Linked DNA regions of Homo sapiens: region 2 is linked to region 1. A link is a loop called in an ENCODE intact Hi-C map of the cell type or tissue named here. Cell type or tissue: K562. All regions are shown on one strand. Links, peaks and the distances in the headings refer to the core of each region. The heading gives the core; the rest is flanking DNA.

What was found. Hi-C counts contacts between places; a loop is a spot of excess contacts. Peaks named below come from ENCODE experiments on the same cell type or tissue, not always from the same donor. Only the 100,000 strongest peaks of a DNase experiment are listed, where the experiment ranks them.
Region 2: it touches region 1 in a loop (4-fold over the local background); 2 of 110 quality-filtered maps call a loop at or near these places.

What each region holds. Positions count from the first base shown.
Region 1 is chr7:150,784,676-150,790,540 of GRCh38, reverse strand. No RefSeq gene overlaps it. Among named protein-coding and RNA genes, the nearest start is that of TMEM176B, 13 kb to the left of the region's middle. In K562, for the core only: no CTCF peak of the experiment used is centred there; a DNase peak (open chromatin) is centred at 2,720; H3K27me3 peaks cover 2,719 bases.
Region 2 is chr7:151,088,705-151,094,569 of GRCh38, reverse strand. All of the region lies in intron 1 of AGAP3 (ArfGAP with GTPase domain, ankyrin repeat and PH domain 3), which reads right to left. It overlaps LOC124901778 (a long non-coding RNA gene), which reads right to left and starts at 5,567. Exons shown (of 2, transcript XR_007060595.1): 1 at 4,405-5,567. RefSeq lists enhancers at 2,885-3,390, 3,391-3,896, 4,022-4,531, 4,532-5,042. In K562, for the core only: a CTCF peak has its summit at 2,997; a DNase peak (open chromatin) is centred at 2,989.

The DNA of each region.
Region 1 (5,865 bases), core at 621-5,620:
CCCTCACCAGCCTGTGCTTTACATAGAGGCTTGTAAAGAAGCCTGCGAGACAGGAGTGTGTTCAGAATATGGACAGGGTCAGCCGATTACAGCCTGAGGGGTAAATCCAGCCTGCCATTGAATTTTGTAAATAAAAATGTATCTAAACACAACCACACCCATTTCTTTACACATTGTACCTGTTTTTGTGCCACAAGGGCAGAGTTGAGGAGTCTTAACAGAGACTGAATGGCCCACAAAGCATAAAATATTTACTATTAGGCTTTTTACACACAAAGCTTGCTGGCCCCGATGTAGGAGCTTGCAGTGTAGAATGTTACGTTCTGTTTCGCTGTTGAGGGGTGTGGAGTGCTCAAGAATCCCTTCCAAGGGGAGCCAGCCTTGGATGAGCAGCGGGTGTGTAGCCAGCTGGTTTCCTCATTTCCCAGGGTCCAGAGCCCACAAATCATCAGGCAGAAAAACTTGGACTCAGAACCATTGCAGTCCCCATCCCTCCCTCAGTCCCCAGTAAAGAAGACATTAGAATCTCAGAGGAATTTAGAATCTCCTGAACCTCAACATTTATTTTACTGCCAGTGATGGAGTAATGGAAGCCCCCAATTCTTTGCTAAACAGGCAAATGTAAAGTAGCTAAGCCCAGAAGCCAAGCTGGGTTGAAATGGATAGTGTGGAAAGAGACCCATTAGCAGGGCAAGAACCTATGGGGCCTCACTTAGCCAGGCTTCAGGGAATGCTTAACCCATCAAAAAATGCGGATGGCTGCCTTTCCCCGTGTCTCATGTTTCCACACATCTTGTGAGCAGTGGCACTGACTGCCTTTTCAAAGATGTTCTCACCTCCTAATGGGCAGCCTTGGAAAATAGTGTCTTCTTCTGGACCAAAGGACAGGCATGATCACCTGTTATAAAAGAATCAGATTCCTTAAGCTCAGGGTTCCTTTTCTAGAACCCAGCCCACCGGCTGTGCTGGTGTCACCTGCAATGCCTCTTTGCATTGTCTGTGGGAACTGGGGTCCTAGAACCCACGCAAAAATGCTGCTACCGTGGCCACTGCTATTGCCGTGTGTAATAAATTGTTTTTTGTCATAACTCGGGGTTTTGTGGCTTCTACCAGCATCCATGAAACTGTGGCAGACTGACTTGTTGACCTGCATGTACAGTTAGATCTCAGACCCTTCACCGTTCCCGACTACCATGTCCTGCTGTGTGCAGGGTTATGATACACACAGACTTAAGACAGAGCTTCTGACACCAAGAAGTTTACAGTCTGCTTAAGAGGTGAGGCATAAACCCTTTACTACAAAGAACAAATGTTACTTGACTGCCAAGTTAGCGATGCAGCAGGCAGGAAGGTGGTGTGCTTGCTGAAGAACTGTAGGAAGACAAGGAACATGAGAAAGGAGAATGCAAAGTAGCAGACACTCAGGGGCAGAGCACCCTGAGCTTGCCGTTGCTCATGTCGTGAACAGCCATGAGAACGCAGAGTGCGCAGGGCTGCTCAGACCTCAGTGTCCATGGGCACATTTGATAGGACTGAGTTACTTGCCCACTCACCACCCTGACTCCAAGGAACTTTGGCCAAAGTTGGGCAGGGGGGTTGTCTTTTAGTTGTCACAGATGTTGATATTCAGAACTCCATCTGCAAAGATCTCAATCTATACTGCAGCATGGACAGAGGGCTGGTCCTCAAGCCTGGAGAGTACCAGAGTCCTTGAGGCAGGAAGGAAACCTTTTTTGCTTCTGGGGTAGGGTGGGAGGTGGTGGGCGTGAGAGGCTGAATTTTTGTCCCCTCCAAATTTATATGTTGAAGCCCTCACCCCTAGTAGCTCAGGATGTGACTGTATTTGGAGACAGTGTCTTGAAAGAGGTAATTAAGTTAAAATGAGATCATTGTGGTGGGCCCTCATCCAATATGTCTGATGTCATATTAGAGGCAATCAGAATGCCGACAGGCCCAGAGGGAAGGCCACCTGAGGACACAGGGAGAAGACGGCATCTACTAGCCAAGGAGAGCCTCAGAGGAACTCCGCTGGTGCCAAATCTTGGACTTTGGCCTTCCAGAACTGAGAGAAAAGAAATTTCTCCTGTTTAAGCCCCTCAGTCGGTGTTTTGTTACGGCAGCCCTAGCAAACTCAGACACTGGGAGACGGGAGACAGCTTGGGACAGCCTGAGAGGGGGATCAGGTGTGCCCCAGCACTGCGTTTTCAAAATCCCTTCCTTGTTTACTATTGAGGAGCCCTTTGTGCAGCCCTCCGGGTTCCCCATAAAGGGGTGCCTCTCATGGTGTGGGACCACACCTGCCTTTGCCACAGCTGAAAGCTGCAGTTCCCAGGAGCTGGTGTTCCTGGCATATCACCCTGAGGTCTCATCACATCCTCAGGCCACCATCGCCCTCTGTTGCCTGGTCCCACCAGCCTCTCCTCTCCCTCCACATCTGACTCCTCAGGGTCTCCAGGACAGCTCCCCACTCCCTAAGTGCCGCCTGAGGGGCACCCCACCCCCTTTGTCTTCACAACATCTCTTCTAGCATAATCTCTATAATCACAGGCATTTCTAGCACAGTCTCCTCTAGTATAATTTCCAGTAAATCTCCTAGGCTTTTCTGGTATAATCTCTTCCGGGAGCTCAGACGTTAACAAGCCAGAAAGAGCAGCTTCTGCTTTCTGCTTTGGATATCAGCCAAAACTGTCTGAGGCCGAGAGAGGCTTCTGAAATGTCCTTCTATCAAGGGCCCAGCTATATGGTCAAAAAGAGGAAGTAGAAATACTTGGAAATCTGGGGCCACTTAAGTCTGTTCGTTATCTTGTCCTGATGACCTTGGGTGCTGACATTTGCAGCTCCTGCTGAATGTCCTCTCTGCCCTAAAGCAAGGCCCTGCCACTCTGTTCTGGGACCTTTTCTTTCTGTTTCCACGTAAGGCAGATGACTCTGCTACCCCAGAGTGGGGCTTTGCAGGAGCTGCCCTGTTTCAAACTGGGCATGTCTGTTCCTTGGGATGTGTCACTGGAGCAGAATGAGGTGAAGGAGGGAGAGCCTGGCCAGGGATAATGAAGGAGCAGTAGAAACTCTACTCTGTTCTCTATAATCATGAGGGCTTTGGGGGCAGAGCACGGGATTCTCTGTGCAGGTCACACTCCCCATGGGATGGCACAGTGCTGACCTGTTGGCACTAGCAGAGCAGGTGGCATGCGGACACACCTGGTCCAGACTGGAGGCGAGGGAAGATGTCACAGTTTCTCGGCTCATAATCCTGAGCTTCTCCATGGGCTGGAGGAAGGTGGGAGCTATGTTTTTCTTGTATTCAGCCTTCTACGGGTTATTAATAAATATTCAGTCAATAAGCAACAAAAAAATTTTTTTTTTTAGAGACTAGGGGGTAAAGGTTGATTTTTTTTTTCACTTCTATATTCTGTAAAAGAAAAATTTTGGCAGCCAGTGGGTGGTCTCAATTCTTGCTGCTCAAGGTGTGATCCACTGGCCTGCATGGGCAACCCTGGGAACTGGCTAGAGATGCAAAATCTCCTCCACGCCAGACCAGCCAAGTCAGAACCTGCATTTTCACAAGGTCCCAGGCACTATATGTGCTTCGTACATTTCGAGGGGCATGGGTATGAATATTACAGTTAGGTGGTTTGCAGGAAAGAATTCAGATACAGAACAGGGCTCTGAATTTAATCTCTTTGTTTTCATTCTTTTCATGAACTTGTTAACCTTGGAGTTTTACAAAATAATTCTAGTGGTGGCTGGACGCGGTAGCTCACACCTGTAATCCTAGCACTTTGGGAGGCCAAGGCGAGCGGATCATGAGGTCAAGATATAGAGACCATCCTGGCTAACATGGTGAAACCCCGTCTGTAGTAAAAATACAAAAATTAGCTGGGCATGGTGGTGCTCACCTGTAGTCCCAGCTACTCGGGAGGCTGAGACAGGAGAATCGCTTGAACCTGGGAGGCAGAGTTTGCAGTGAGCTGAGATCATGCCATTGCACTCCAGCCTGGGCGACAGAGTGAGACTCCATCCCCTACACCCCCTGCCAAAAAAAAAAAAAAAACTCTAGTGGTTTTGAAATACTGAAATTAAAAGTAAAAAGTGGTCTCTTTCCTTAGCTGAAGATAGTATTAATTCCTGTACTTCAGTGTCTCTAAGTTAGTCCTTTTATGGCTAGATCCAGTAGCAATTCTTTTCCTTTTTTTACTCTGGTAGACAAATGTCAACTTGGTGGTTTTCTTTTTTCTTTTTCTTTGTTCCCCCTGGGTTGTTGTTGCACAAAATGGCCCCTTTCTGCCGGGCAACTTCTGTATTTTTCCCCTGGAGTTTCCAAGCCTCTGAGTGAAGATGGTCTCCCCTCTATCTGATCCCTCTCCCGGCCCCACTTCCTCTATTCCTGTCTCTCCTTCCCATCCTTTCCCCTCTCCCCTCCTGTGAATAGCCTTAGAAGTCTGAATCTTTGTGCTCTGTAGAAAGTCAGATGTGACACTCCTTCTTTCTGCTTCTGTTTACTTGGAAAAGCTGACAGCTATTTGTCTCTTTGCACAGCTCAGTCTTGGTGGTAAAACTGCACAGACACAGATGGGCATGACTTCACGGCCCTGGCACGAGGGCATGCAGATAATCTCAAGCCTATTTGTGTGCAACATATTTATTGAAGGATTTAAAACCATTCAGAGTATAAACAGGAAATGATTCTTCTTCTTTTTTTGTTTTCTAGTCACTTCTTTTAACTGTATTTTGTCAACTCACTCATTCCCCATTGGATCTTGGGTTCTTTAACATCAGGACCAGATTCTAGATTTCACAACTCTGTCATTGCCCAATCCTTTTCGTGTTAAAAACTGCAGCTATCGGCTGGGTGCAGTGGCTCAAGCCTGTAATCCCAGCACTTTGGGAGGCCGAGGCGGACGGATCACAAGGTCAGGAGATCGAGACCATCCTGGCTAACACGGTGAAACCCCATCTCTACTAAAAATACAAAAAAATTCGCCAGGCCTGGCGGCATATGCCTGTAGTCCCAGATCCTTGGGAGGCTAAGGCAGGAGAATGGTTTGAACCTGGGAGGTGGAGGTTGCAGTGAGCTGAGATCGCGCCACTGCACTCCAGCCTGGGCGACAGAGCGAGACTCCATCTCAAAAACAAAACAAAATAAAACAAAACAAAACAAAACAAAACAAAACAACACAACACAACTGCAGTTATCGGATCATGGTTTGCCTGTCTCCCAGAGGAGACTCAGATTGCTGGACGGGGAGGAGCTGGGGAGGGAAGTGTGGTCAGGGCTGACTCCTCTTCCCTGCTGCTTTCCCACTGCTCTTCTCACCCCACTCCAGCTGAGACAAGGAAGAGGGATGCAGGGCAAGGTTTCCAGAAGTGACTGGCCGCAGGAAAGTTGCAGAGGGAGTAGTGTCTGGGCTTCGCATTCACAGCCTTTGCTCATGTGATGTGGGTGATGGGTGGTGTCTAATTCTGTTGCTCAGTGTGGGAGGCACTTGGGAATTACCCTGCCCTCTGCTACCTTAGCTGCCTGGGTCAACCAGGAAAACCTCCTGGAAAAGTATTTCTAGAGGAGGAGGATATGAAATGGCAGAAAGGAGAGGATTTTCTTGTACTGGGAAAATTCTTTTGACCACCTCTTGCCTCTGCAAAAACCCAGAGTCTGCTTTTACAGATATTTCTAACTCTAAAGAAATCTTTAGGGTTCTCTAGCGGATGGCATGAGGCCCTGTGGTGTCAAACTTCACAGAGAAAGCCTGGAGCCTCAGATCCAAAGAAGCACTCACACAAAAAGTTGCAACAAAATATTAGGAAAACTGCCAAATGTACAAAAAAATCCCCTCCTGAAGTAGGAATTCACTTTCACTAGGTGCTGCT
Region 2 (5,865 bases), core at 288-5,287, 300 kb before region 1:
AATCCAATAATGAAATAGCTAGTGATCAACTAGTAATCAAAGTCAAACAAAGTAAAACAACGAGAGTCATTTAGTCTTTTTTTTTTTTTTCTTACGTATCAGATGAAGAAGGGGTGCCGGGGAAGTGGGGCAGGGAACTCCAGGCTGTCTCTATGCCTGAAAATCAAATGGCCTTTCTGGAGGGCAGGGTGCCAGAGTGCCGCAAACGTCCTAAAAATGTGCCGACCCCAGAGTCTGACCATTTTCTTCTGAAAATTTGTCCAAAAGCAATAACGAGACAAGCGTACAAGGCGGCACGTAATAAACAGCATTCCCTTACACAGGATACCCTGCCGCCTTTCAGAATAATGCCTGATATTTCACCTGTGCTTATGACACGCTAGGCACTGTTCTAAGCACACCGCGTTGGGGGTCTCAATCCTCAGCACTACCAAGCGGCAGAGCTTTGTTATGACCCACCTCAGGTAAGGAAACAGAGGTACAGAAAATCTCACCTCTCCCCACAGGATCTCTTCTGATTCTCAGCTCCTGGAGGGCTCCAAGGGGGGCGCATCTCAAAGTGCTGCATGACAGAGGCAGCCTCAGAACAGATCTCAGGGACCCCAGCTCAGGTGCTCACTTGACAGACAAGACCCCCGGCCAGGGAGCCAAGCCTGGCCTGTTCCAGATACTCACGCCAGGGTCACCCCTAGCTGCATAGACAACCAGAATGTGACTCTCAGAAGACGCACCCAGAGCAGACTTGCCCCAGCTCTCACAGCCAGTTAGTGGCAGAGCAGGGACGGGAACCCAGGTATCCTGACTCCCAGCCTAGGAGCTGCCAAATACGCAAATGAACACGGGAGCCTCCTTTTGTGAATCTCCGGCTCCCCTTCTCCCAGCAAAGCATTTTCCACAACAATCCCACGTTTGCTGCGAAAGCCTAGTAACAGCAAATCCAGCAAAGAGTCGTTAATAGAAAAAAGACCAGAAGGATGCACATCCGACTGCTCACCACAGATCCTCCCAGGAGAGGGGAGGCCGGGCAGCCACCTTCCTACTTCTACATTTGAATGGCTTGTAACAAGCATGTATTTACTTTCATCCCTTAAACACATTAAAATGAAATTTAAATTAAATACATATTTGGGCACGGACGTGGTGGCTCATGCCTGTAATCCCAGCACCTTGGGAGGCCGAGGTGGAAAAATTGCTTGAGTCCAGGAGTTCAAGACCAGGCCAAACAACATAGCAAGACCCCATCTCTACAAAGAATGAAAAAATTAGCTGGGTGTGCTGGTGCATATTTGCAGTCTCTGCTACCTGGGAGACTGAGGTGGAAGATCGCTTGAGCCCAAGATTTTGAGGCTACAGTGAGCTAGGACTGCACCACTGCACTGCAGCCTGGACAACAGAGGGAGACCCTGTCTCCAAAAATATATATACACACACATATACATACATATAATACATACATACATATATATGTTTCTTGAGCAAGCATCTGTCTATTGTACGCTACATCCGTGCTACCCATGGGAGACAGACGCCTCAGAGAGCCACCATTCAATTCAGTTGGGGATTGAAGACGTCCAGAAGAAAATTATAGTGGGGAGCAGAAGAAAATTATAGTAGGGAGCAGGAGGCCTAATTCACCCTAAAATTATATTCTAAAGGCTTCCAAGAGTTAAACTCTGGTCCATTTGACTCCCATAAAGTTTCCTGTAGAAGCAGCTTTTAAGGGCTGATGTGGTGTGGCCAACAACACTTATTCAGCCCATACATGCAAGGCAAACCACAGAGACCTGGAGTTGGAGAACCAGAGAAAATCCCTGCTTCCTCCCCTCACTGCGTGGCTTCAGGAAAGTTACTTAATCTAGGTCCTAGGCTGTCTCACTTGTGAAATGGAAATACTTGCAAATCCAAAAAAGACCCTCCTCTGGGAAAATAAACTATGAGATGCAAAGTGTTGCAAAGCCTCATTCCAACCCCCAGCAGTGAGCCTGGCAGAGGGAAGAACATTCACGGGTGGAACATGCACCACCCAATCTCTGCGCCCTCAAAGCACGTGGCTGGGCTCACCCCCCTTCCCTACCTCAACTCTGCGCTCCAAAATAAGCTCCCTTACCACTTGGCCTGCAATGGTTTAAGTCAGCTAGGGGTCAGGAGGAAAGCATCAGATTAAACTAATTTCCAGTTACCTGCATATTAAAAAGAAACTAACACAACAGGTGGATGTTTAGGCAATGCCACACACGGACATGGGAGTTCTTACGGGGGTGTCTGTCTCCCCCCAGCCTTGGCTCTCCCAGGCTACACCTGCTTTCCAAGAAGCGTACCTCGTTCCCTCCACTTCTGGGCCAGGGACGCACTGACAGCTGGTAGGGGGCTCACAAGCACAAACGAGCGGTGTGGATGCTGGCGTGGCTCAAGCCTTCTCAAAGGCTTAAACGCTTGTGACGCCCATCTTTCGCAGAATGACGCACCAACTCCTGCGGTTTCTAGGAACACGGCAGGGTGGAAATAAATACTGGAGAAAGCATGAAATACTCCTTCACCAGGGTCCTGCCCACCTCACCCACCCATCTCCTACAACTCAACACCCGAGCTGCAGAGTCCAACTTGCCGTTCCGAGAGCCACACTATGTTCTCCTGCCTCCGTTATCTTCATCATCCTGTTTCCTCTATGTGGGAATCCTCCGGACCCCCAGGCCTGGCACACGTTTGAGGAAAGAAATAAATGATACAGGAAGATTGCCAGGTGGCATCATAGGGACAAGGACTGCTTCATCTGTGGGGTACCACTGCTGGGGAGAGCCAGAGCTGAGACCCTGGATGGAGCAGGGTACCAGGGGTTCCCACGAGGCCATGCAGCCTGAGATCAGGCTGGACAGGTCTTCCTGTTCTGGCTTCTGACCCGGAAGAAAGAAGTCGTGATGAGGTTTCCCAAGTCTCTGACCTTTGCCCTGCCCTGGTCTTCTGAAAATCTAGGTCTCCTTCTGGACTCCCAGTGCCTCTCTGGCACCTCCTACAGGCTGAGTCGTTCTCTCCAGGTGCACCAAGCCCAGACCTTCTGGCCCCTTCGCTCCCTGTCTCTCCTTTGATTGTCTGCTTTTCACTGTGCTAGATGCAACTGGGCCGCACAGTAGGAGCTAAATGAATGTATCTGGAACAAATGAAGCTTTCCCTGGCTACTAGCACCCACATGGTTATGCTCTTTTTCAGAATTGCTAGAACTCTTGCGAGCAAAGTCCTGCATAAGCAACCAGGCCCCCATGAGACACTCAGTCCCTAAACCAACGAATTGCCAGAGGGGCCTGGGCTGGCTCCAGATGCATGTCCCCGGCACCCATCCCAGACCCCCCCAGTCCTCATCTTTGAAGGGAACCTCAGCAGTGTGTGGTGCAGCAGGGCCCACGGCGGAATGCAGGGCCCGGCCAGGGAGTGCCCACCCAGGAACAGTAAGGAAAGCTCAAGAGAGCACCCTGGCACAAACATGGGGACCATCATGCCAGTCCTCCAGGATCAAGTCACAGGACGAACAGAAACAGACACAAACACTAAAACCCCAGGTGTGCCTAAGGGCTGAGGGCTGTGGGATGCCAGGGCGTATGCCGTTTTGTTTTGTTTTGTTTTTGTTTTTTTTTGAGACGGAGTCTTGCTCTGTTGCCCAGGCTGGAGTGCAGTGGTGCGATCTCAGCTCACTGCAAGCTCTGCCTCCCAGATTCACACCATTCTCCTGCCTCAGCCTCCCGAGTAGCTGGGACTACAGGTGCCCGCCACCACGCCCGGCTAATTTTTCGTATTTTTAGTAGAGACGGGGGTTTCACCATGTTAACCAGGATGGTCTCGATCTCCTGACCTCGTGATCCGCCCGCCTTGGTCTCCCAAAATGTTGGGATTACAGGCGTGAGCCACTGTACCCGGCCACATGCACCGTCTTACTCTCCCTCTGAGCTGCCACCCAACTGCAGTCACAGCTGTGGCCCCTTCTCTGTCTAGCTGAGGCTTGACCCAAACAAGAAACCCCCACATCTCTTTACCTTAGTCCCTTTAGGATGTCACCAAGCCCACAGCCCAGGGCAGGCAATCTGTGAACTGAATGAAAGTGAGTGGGGTAAGGGTGACAGTGAGAACGCTCTGCTGGCCAGGCCAGGCCGGCTGGAATGCTCGAAGTAACTGTTTAAAAAAAAAAAAAAAAAAAAAAAAAGCCCTAGTGGGAAAACGATGGAGAAACCTGAGTAAGTCACCCAGCTGACAAAGCCCAGCTCCGGCACACATAATAGTAGCCATATGGCACACACACCTAATAGTCAGGTCCACTTCCACTTCCAGGCGGGAGCCCCCCCCCCCCATCTGGGAACTGCCAGCAGGGATCCCAGGCCCTCCCCAAGCCCCTGCTCCTCCCCTGTGCCGGGCCCTCACCTGCACACAACGACTGGGACCAGCAGGTCCTGGAAAGATCCCGGGCTCCTTTGGGGCTCCTGGCTAGCTTGGTACAACATCCTGCGCTCCACGTGCCCAGTGTCCCCATTTGGACTGAGGCCCTCGTTCTCCTGCATCCCTCTTTCTAGGACTCAGCCAGGAAACCCAAGCTGTCAGGGAGCGCTCACTGCAGGTGAGTGCCAAGCCGGAAGCGGGCTCCTGTTGAAGGCCTATACTCTCCCTGGCTGTATCCGCTTGGCTCCCTCCCTTCTCTGAGCCTCAGTTTCCCCACTAGTGAGGTGAAGGTGGCTCAGAGGCTCTGCACATAGTGAGCCCTCCAGCTCTCCCTCCCAGCTGAAGGCTGTACTTCTTCCACTCCCTAAGGCCAAGTAATGGGCAGGTTTTCTCTTTCCTTGGCCTCTGGTGGGAAAGGAACTTTTCAAAATGGTCTCCCTCTCCTCAAATCCTGTCCTGAAACACAGGAAAGCCAAACATCCCCTGCTTCCTCCTGTCCTGGACACGGGGTCAGAAGTGACTGTGAGTGGCAGAGACTACAGGAGGCCCAAGTGCCCACTGCACTTCCTCAGAGCCAGATGGATCCTGACCGCAGGTCCCACGTCACCTTCAGAGCTGGGACAAACAAACCCTTCACCGAAGTCTAAACAGAGTGAGGGAGGCTTTGTTATACACTCGGAACTGCCGCCCCTTTCCACCGAGAGGCTTAGCCCCAGGAAACACAGGACCCGGCTCCCAGCTGACACTGTGTTTATGTAACAGCCTAGGTCTGTTCCGCCCTGGGGCTGGGGGTGGAGGGCTGGGTCTCAGTCCAGCCTCAGACTGTGCTCGGAAACGCCCAGGGAGTCTGCGCCTCTCCCTCCTCGCAGAAAGAAGGTGGGGACACCGCTTCGCAGGACAGAAGCAATATGGTTTGGCAGATGGAGAGGAGTTCTATCGCAGGAAGGATATAGGGCAGAAACTGGAGAAGGAGTGGTTTTTTTTTTCTTTTGAAGACTGCCTACAGCAGAAAAGTGGGAACGCAAGACGGGTGAGGTGGATAAAGATGACGGTGCCAGGAGAGGCTGGGCAGGGGGGAGGGAGGGACAGCAGGGCAGCAGGGCAGCAGGGCCCAGGAGTGGGAACAGCAGGGCTGAGAACGGATGTGTGAGCCGCGGCTGGGTCGGTCTGGTGACAGTGAGACACCGGCTCCCGGGATTTCACGAGGGTGAGGCCGAGCTTCCAGGCCTAGTAGACGGAACCATGGGGTATTTCCAAACCGCAATGGAGAAGTCGGTCAGGGGAGGGCTCTAGGAGGGGAAATTCTGCCTGTTGTGTTAAATTTAAGATCAGGCAAAAAAAACTCAAGGGCGCCCCAGGAATCAGCCTTCACATCACAAAAGATGCTCAACCAGAGGCTCCCCTGAGCTGGGGAGGAGGGGTCGCTGCTCATCAAGCTGGAGCCAG